Linked DNA regions of Homo sapiens: region 2 is linked to region 1. A link is an interaction called in ENCODE POLR2A ChIA-PET data of the cell type or tissue named here. Cell type or tissue: PC-9. All regions are shown on one strand. Region 1 overlaps RASSF8 (Ras association domain family member 8). Region 2 has its middle 35 kb from the start of MIR4302.

Region 1 (4,000 bases):
CTTTGTCATGTTCTTTTGAATAATGTCCAATATTCATCTTTGGGGTGTGGAGGATTTGGTACTGAAGAAAATATCAAATGTCAGTTAAAATGAAGACTCCAGAGGGTTGGTGATGAAGATGTTTAGTAGAATCTATTTCTCTAGAGCCTGGCACTGTTTCTGACACATATGTGGTGTTCAATATACATTTGTTAACTAAATAGCAAGATGTAACTTTTAAATCATGATTTTGATTTATGACTGTAAGGAGAAATTTCCTAAAATTATAAAAATTGTTGGAGTATTAAAAAATGGTTGAATTCAGGGCATAAATTTCTGAGTGACCCTTGTTTGAGTTTTGGTGTGTATTTTCAAAATGTTATGTTACTTTATAGTTGTGTATTCTGCTTTCTTAAGTGAAAGTAAGCTGTTATCCTGTTTTCTTTTAATTTATGTCAATCAGTCATTCAATAAGATCTCATTAATGCATTAAAATCTGTATGTAAGTTTCTTCAGTATATAAATTTAATGATTCTTGGGATTAGTCTCAGTTGCTTCAATATTTAAAAGTATAATTAATATTTTTTACCCCACTAAATTGGATCGAAATTATTTGATAGTGTCACACAGTCCTACAATGCAAAAACAGCTTAAACTACAAATGCCATAGATAGACAGACAGACAGATAGATATTCCTTTTTATTCATTTTAAGATTACATCAAAATAGTACAGAAGGTTTAACTGAATGTATCCATGTGGTCAAATACGCTAAAAGGAGTTTTGCAGGAGGAATCAGAATCTGTGTAAATGAAGGAAATAGAATCTGTAGAGTGCTGCCAAGTTATGGATATTAAAAACAGCGATTGTGGAATTTAATTCCTATATAAAATATTTAAAACCCAATTTATATAATAAAATCAAATCTATTAATTCATTTGCCTTTTTTAAAAAAAGCTTTTTTATATTGCTGGATGGAATTTTTTGACCCAGTGGTACTAAATGTGCATTATTTAACAAAAGCCAATACTGGCAGTAAAAGCAATTCTAAATAACCTTCCAAGACATTCTCAGAGGGTAGCAGTACCAGTAAGCACTGGAAAATTAGTTTTATTTTTAATTATGAATAAATTAGGGTCTTTAAAATATTTTGTTTAGTTCATATAATGTGATGATTCGGTTTTCCTTCTAAAGATACTTCATTGGGCTGATAGAATTGGAAAGAACTCTACCGGTTTATCTAACCCCTCCTGTTACCGAAGGAGGACACAGAGGTTCAGAGAAGAGTAAGATTCCTAAAAGCAGTTGATAGGCATAGTGCTATGACCTTTGAAGCAGTTTGTACACATGGGACAGTTTTAACATTGCAGATGTGTCATGTGGTTTTTCTTTGGGAGCAATTAGAGTAATTTTTAACCTGAAAATCATTGGAAACATTTTTTATTTCAAGAAGCTAATCTATTGTGCTAAGGTTTTCTTTTTCATCCCCCTTATTAGCCTGGGCATTTTGATAAATGTAACTAATATTATCTAGCACTTTTCAATTTCACAAACATATTTATATTTTACATTCTCACTTGAGTCTCAGAACCACCTTGTCAGATAAGGCAATACTACTCTTATCCCACAGATGAGGAGACTGAGGCTAAAGGAAATTTAATTGTTCAGATCATGTAGGTAAGCACAGTAGGAGGCAGAGCCACATTTGAACCCAGACCTTTCTACTCCAGAACCTTTGTCCCATCTCTGTCTAGTTTACATAGTTGGAAGTTGCTTTTTAAAAGTCAGATTGTTGGGCAAGGGAGGGGAAAAAATAAATAAATAAATAAAAGATCATTGTGATGACACATCACTATTTAAAGGAATTCTGTGGTCAGCCCTTTTGTTATAGGAAAAATGTCTTACTAGCTACCACGTGTTGAATGCCTGCTGTGGGCCAGGCAGTGTGGTAGGTGCTAACCCTCAGAATCTGCGAAGCGTTTTAGAAGGGAAGTTGTGCTGCTTATCTAGTAAGTAACTCACGTAGGATTGTTTGCCTCCAAAACCCCAACTTCCAGCTATACCCCAAATTCAGGTTTCCCTAAAGGAGAACACACTCATATGCTTATAGCAAAATCATTTTTTAATGTGCTCCTCATGAATTACATACATGGGTGTTGATATTTACACATCTAGATTTCCATTTATTGATGCAGTAATTGCAAAAATACTACTATTGGCTCAGAAGCTCATGAAATTTAAAAAAGAAAGCCAGGAAGGTAAATCAATCAATAGCTGTTTATACAAGTATAATTGCTGGATGGCAGCGTTGGTTTTTTTTCTTTGTAATTATTTATGTACACTTTTCACAAAATTTAAATAATCTATCTGACCCACTCAAATGAAAATATTTAAAAAGCATGTTCAAGCTTATGGCATTACAATCATATTCTTCTGAAACTTTATCTTACTTTCATAATGATTAGATTCAGTATATTTTTCAATGTATATGTGATTGTATTCTGGTGTTTGTTTGTTTTGTTTTTTTTTTGAGACAGAGTCTTACTCTGTCACCCAGGCTGGAGTGCAGTGACACAATACAGCTCACTGCAGCCTTGATCTCCCAGGATCAGGCGATTCTCCTATTTCAGCCTCTCAAGTAGCTAGGACTACGGTGCACAGCACCATTCCCGGCTAACTTTTTCATATTTTATTTGTAGAGACAGGGTTCTGCCATGTTGCCCAGGCTGGTCTCAAACTCCTGGGCTCAAGAAGTCTGCCCACCTTTGCCTCCCAAAATACTGGGATTACAGGTGTGAGCCACTGCACCCAGCCTGCTGGTTTGTTTTTAACAATATTTTGCTTTGAGTTTTTTTTTTTTTTTTAGAAGAAGAATCTCTGATACTATCATATTACCAAAACTGAACAAGTCTTCTCTTCAGGCCCCTCTTTTTATATGAATTTGTTTTGAAGAGTTTTTTTCATTGAGCTGGTTTTTTGTTTGTCATGGGTGTCCAGGAAGATGTCAGCTGTGTGAGCGATGGGTTGGTGGAGCACTCAGGTGGAGATGGAGAGGAGACCTGGGCACCTCCTGTGGCTGAGTCACAGTTCTCCACTGGTCCCCATGTCTCCTTTCAGGAGGAGAAGTGGGGCCTCCAGCCCTCCCAAGTTCTGATGTGGAAAAAAGCCGAGGGATTTCCACAGTGGAAATGTATTTGAGTTTTGAAGTTCCACCTAGTTCCTGGACCAGCCCCTCATGTTTCACATGGCGATTCTGTTGTCCTTTGTTTCAGCTAGAAAATAAACTTTGTTCAGTCTTGCCCCAAATGAGAAGTTCTAGGCAGCCAGGTATTTGGCAAGAGTATAAGAGTCCCACCAAGGTTTAAAGTATAAAGTTGAATTTCTAAGCAAGCCTAAAGAGTATGTGCAATACACATCTTCTGATTTTATGTTGTTACATGTCGTGAGGGGTTTGGTATCTTCAAGTAAAGGTTTTAAAGGAACCTGAACTAGACTCAAACTTGACCCTCTGATGCTAATCGAAAATACACAATCATCAAATGGCATTCTTACTCCATTTTTTAACTATTACATATCCCATTTTGACAAGTTATTCTTACCTTTTTTACATAGGTCGAACTGGAAGGTACACCCTTATAGAGAAATGGAGAGATACTGAAAGACACTTAGCACCTCATGAAAATCCTATCATATCCTTAAACAAATGGGGGCAGTATGCTAGTGATGTGCAGCTCATTCTACGACGAACTGGGCCGTCTCTCAGTGAGCGACCCACTTCAGACAGTGTGGCTCGAATTCCTGAAAGAACTTTATACAGGCAGAGTCTGCCCCCCTTAGCTAAACTGAGGCCTCAGATTGACAAATCAATCAAAAGGAGGGAACCGAAAAGGAAATCACTGACATTTACAGGAGGTGCCAAAGGATTAATGGACATTTTTGGAAAAGGTAAAGAAACTGAGTTTAAGCAAAAGGTGCTGAATAACTGCAAAACAACAGCAGATGAGTTGAAGAAGCTAATCCGT
Region 2 (4,000 bases), 220 kb before region 1:
TATTTAATATTTATGTAAATATATGGTCATATATGTATATTAATATATACATAGTAAAAGTCATTATTTTTTTAAATCACAAGAGCCATTTTCTTGATTATGCTCCTGTTTTCAATTAGAGCAGGATCAAGTTAGGCCAAGAAGAGTCCCAGAGGTATATTCACCACCCTAGCCTGCCCTGCCTCACTGCATCCTCCATCTTCATGACCACATGATGTCTCAAACTTCATCTTGCTAAAGTCTCAAGGTCACATTGATTGGTTTCTATGCATTTCTAAAAAATAGGTTTCTTTGATATGCCTTTTTCTCTGATACATAGTAATTTTTACATTATCACAAATAGGCACTAAATTTCTTTATCTTTGTAAACCAACAAAATCAGGTGAAAGTCCCCATCATGCCCAGAATAAATTTGACGCTTGTTTAGGCAGAGCGAGCTTTCCATCAGTACAATGCTAAGCCATTAAGCAAAGTATTAATAACAGGTAGGTAAAGACTATATTGATGGTTATAAGATTGTTCATATTAAAGAAATAACATCAGCTGTTGAACATTCACTGTTCCATGCATTATGCTTATCTGATATCTCACAACAACCTATGCGTTAAGTACAGTTGTTTTCCCAATTTTACAGGTAAAGAAACTGAAGCCTATAGGACTTCTCAGTGACACTGCTAGTAGCTTGAAGAAGAAGGATTTAAGCCCAGGACTTCTTAGGAGTTGAGTTAAGACGTCCTCACACAGAAGGCTGTGCATGACAATAGTCCACCACAAAGCTATGCTATAGAGAAAGGGAAATAGTGGGCTTTTCTAAAACTTGTGTCTATGAAGATGTTACACAGGGAATTTATCTAAATTCCATTATGGAGTAAAGTAAAATAAAAGCTAAAGAGCATAGAAAGCAATCTTCCTTCGAGAACAATACTCATGAGGTAACACCCTGAGAAACCCCACTAAAGGTCTTGCCTTTCTTTTTCTTTTTAGTTTCCCATCTGTGCTCCCGCAAGCGTGAAATTGAACGGAGAGGAGATGTATGTATATTTCCAAACACTCCCATTCCCAACAGACTCAAATTCCTTATCTAAATTCCCTAGAATATCTCCTTCTCCAACCTCCTTATTTTTTATTTTATTCTTTATTTGGTTCCACTGCTTTCTATAGCAAAGCGATAAATAGTTCCAAGCCTCCCTTTCAAGTCTCTAAATCTTCTTGTCTTTATTGAATTTCTCCTCACTCTATTCTGATGTTTTCATTTTCATGGTCCATCTTACTCTGTATTTTCTTCTGTGACGGTGAACATTATAAATACTCCTGCCTCTGTCCCTGTGAATGCTATCAATCCTTCTGCCTGCATCATTTTTATTTTTCTGCCCTTCTGACTGGTATTGCTTAAATAAACTTCATATTTACATTATAGAAAATATTTGTGCACCTTTTCTCATATATATTTGCCAAAGATACAGTTCTTAATTCATGGATTTATGTGAGGTTGAGATTGTAGTGTTTATTACAAAATACAGATTAATTATATAGATTCACTGACATTTAATTACACACCTAGCAATGATTTTTTTAATCACTAGAAAATGAATTATAACAAATGGTGGATATGCAAAAACCTCACATAATCATGAAAATTATGACTATGGTAATTTGTGATATTACCATTATCACTTTGATAATGATAAATGTAGTGATGATGATGATGGTTATGATAAATCTATGAATTAAATATCACTATATTTGTATATACACACAGAAATTCCATGTCTTCCCAGGTGGTAGTAAATAGAACAAGCCTACATTGATAGACTGTAGTCAGGCCACTAACAATTATTTTTTGCACAAACTCCTGTTTAGTTATTTTGAATTCATTGTATTTCCAAAGGCATTGCCAGATGCCAATCAATACCTAAAGAATATGAAAGAAGAAAAATAGAACAAGAGCCTTGAAAGATTATAAAGTATCAACTTGATTTTCTATTGCCAACCTCTAGAAAGCTGAAAAGTAATTCCCATTATACCATGAATTGTATATAATCTAGGTTTACATCTTGCTTATATAACTGCTTTTGCCAGGTTGCTCTGTTATTACCATTTATTATTTATGAAGTGCCAACAGAATTTTCAGACCTTGTCCATATTTGTTGAGTCATGCACTACTGCATAGGACAAACAAGATGACGCATAAAAACCCAGGAGTGGGTGGGAGTAGTAAGTTCTCATTTTCTTTTTTGTTTGCTTCTATGCTACTTTCTTAGACGATAGAACAAAAGCATCACTGTCCTTCATCAAAGAAGGAAGGGAGGAAAAAGCAGAAAATGTGGCCAAAATCAAGACAAGTCAAAGAAATGGGAAAAATTACCTTGATTCATCCATTACAATTCTAGCTTTAGTAGGAATAAAAAAGGGATATTGTTCTTTTGAGTCTCAGAAAGAAAAAAAGAAGGCTAAGAAATGAATTTGTGAAGTCAAACTAAGAAAATTAATTGAGTAAGAATAGCCAAGGTTTGCTATGAAGCTTGATCAAATGAATTTCACTAGTGCTCTCTTTTTACAGTAAAAAATACCTAATTCATATTCACTTGCCATTAATTTGACCAAATAATAAAGACAACTAAAAATAAAATTATGATGGAACTGAGAAATACATATTGTGGTCCATGGGTCATTTTCAATACTAGAGATACAGCAAGATCCAGGATTCTAGAACCAAACTGTTTGGGTCCAAATCCTGGCTTTGTCACTTACTAGGGCAATTGAACTAACCTCTCTGTGTCTTAGTTTCCTCATCTGTAAAATATGGAAAAGAATAATATGTACCCTGTAGAGTTGCTGTAAAGATTACATTAGTTCATAAATGAAAAATTTTTAGAACAGTGCCTTTCATATATTAGGCACAATTTAAGTATTTGCTGTTATTTGAATGTCATTTTCAGAAAGACATTTGATTGATTATAACACTCATTTCTAGTTTTAAAAATACTTATAAAGCTAGGAATAGAAAAAAAAAGTGTTCTTAACTTGTACCAGTTAAGAAGGTTTCTGGTGGCTCATGACTGTAATCCCAGCACTTTGGGAGACCAAGGAGGAGGATCGCTTGAGCTCAGGAGTTTGAGACCAGTATAGGCAACATGGTGAAACTCCATCTCTACTAAAAATAAAAAAAAAAAAATAGCCAGCTGTGGTTGCGGTGTGCGCCTGTAGTCCTAGCTACTCAGGAGGTTGAGGTGGGAGGATTGCTTGAGCCTGGGAGATGGAGGCTGCAGTGAGCCGTGATCACGCCGCTACACCACTGCATTCCAGCCTTGGCAATGGAGCAAGACCTTGTCTCCAAAAAAGAAAAAAAAAAAAGTTTCTGGTGGAAAGAAACAGAAAACTATGAGTAGTAGTGGTTTAAGCTGTAAAAACATTTTGTGTTTATTTTACAAGAATTTCGGAAGCAGACAGTCTCAGAACTGGGTCAGAGAGCCAAAAATATAACCCAAGACTGAGGCTCATTCTAGCGTTGTGTTCTCACCATGCTTAGCTGTCTGCTCTTCACTCTCACACATTGGTTGCTTACAATCAGAAGGATTGCCATAGCTCTAGGCATCAAGACTGGAAGTTGGGAACGAAGAATGCCAATGAGGTCTCCACTCACACATGCTCTGATACCTATCCCTTAAGAGGATTCACAATCTCTCTCCCCCATAAGACGTGGGTAGACCACCCTTTAATGGAGGAAGTAAGTAGCTAGCTTTCCATCATCTACAGTGGGAGGCCACAGAACGGCTGTTAGGTTAGCCCACTAGCTGTGTCTGTTACTTTGACAAAAAGAATGTATCAGTAACCAACAAGAAATGTCACACATATGGTGAGACATTCGAAGTATTTTGATTAAAATTCAGAAAAAAAATCTGCCTATTCACAGCTATTATTCAATATTTTTATAAAGGTCCTAACCAATGGCTATCAGCCAAAAAACTGACTGAAAATGCAGATTTGAAATTAAGTAAAA

What was found. Peaks named below come from ENCODE experiments on the same cell type or tissue, not always from the same donor. Only the 100,000 strongest peaks of a DNase experiment are listed, where the experiment ranks them.
Region 2: POLR2A ChIA-PET joins it to region 1 with 5 read pairs; 2 of 35 experiments call an interaction of 5 or more read pairs at or near these places.

Annotation. Positions count from the first base shown.
Region 1 is chr12:26,060,908-26,064,907 of GRCh38, forward strand. RASSF8 (Ras association domain family member 8) reads left to right here. Exons shown (of 6, transcript NM_001394098.1): 4 at 3,591-4,000. Among named protein-coding and RNA genes, the nearest start is that of BHLHE41, 62 kb to the right of the region's middle. In PC-9, no CTCF peak of the experiment used is centred here; a DNase peak (open chromatin) is centred at 1,854.
Region 2 is chr12:25,837,481-25,841,480 of GRCh38, forward strand. No RefSeq gene overlaps it. Among named protein-coding and RNA genes, the nearest start is that of MIR4302, 35 kb to the right of the region's middle. In PC-9, no CTCF peak of the experiment used is centred here; no DNase peak of the experiment used is centred here.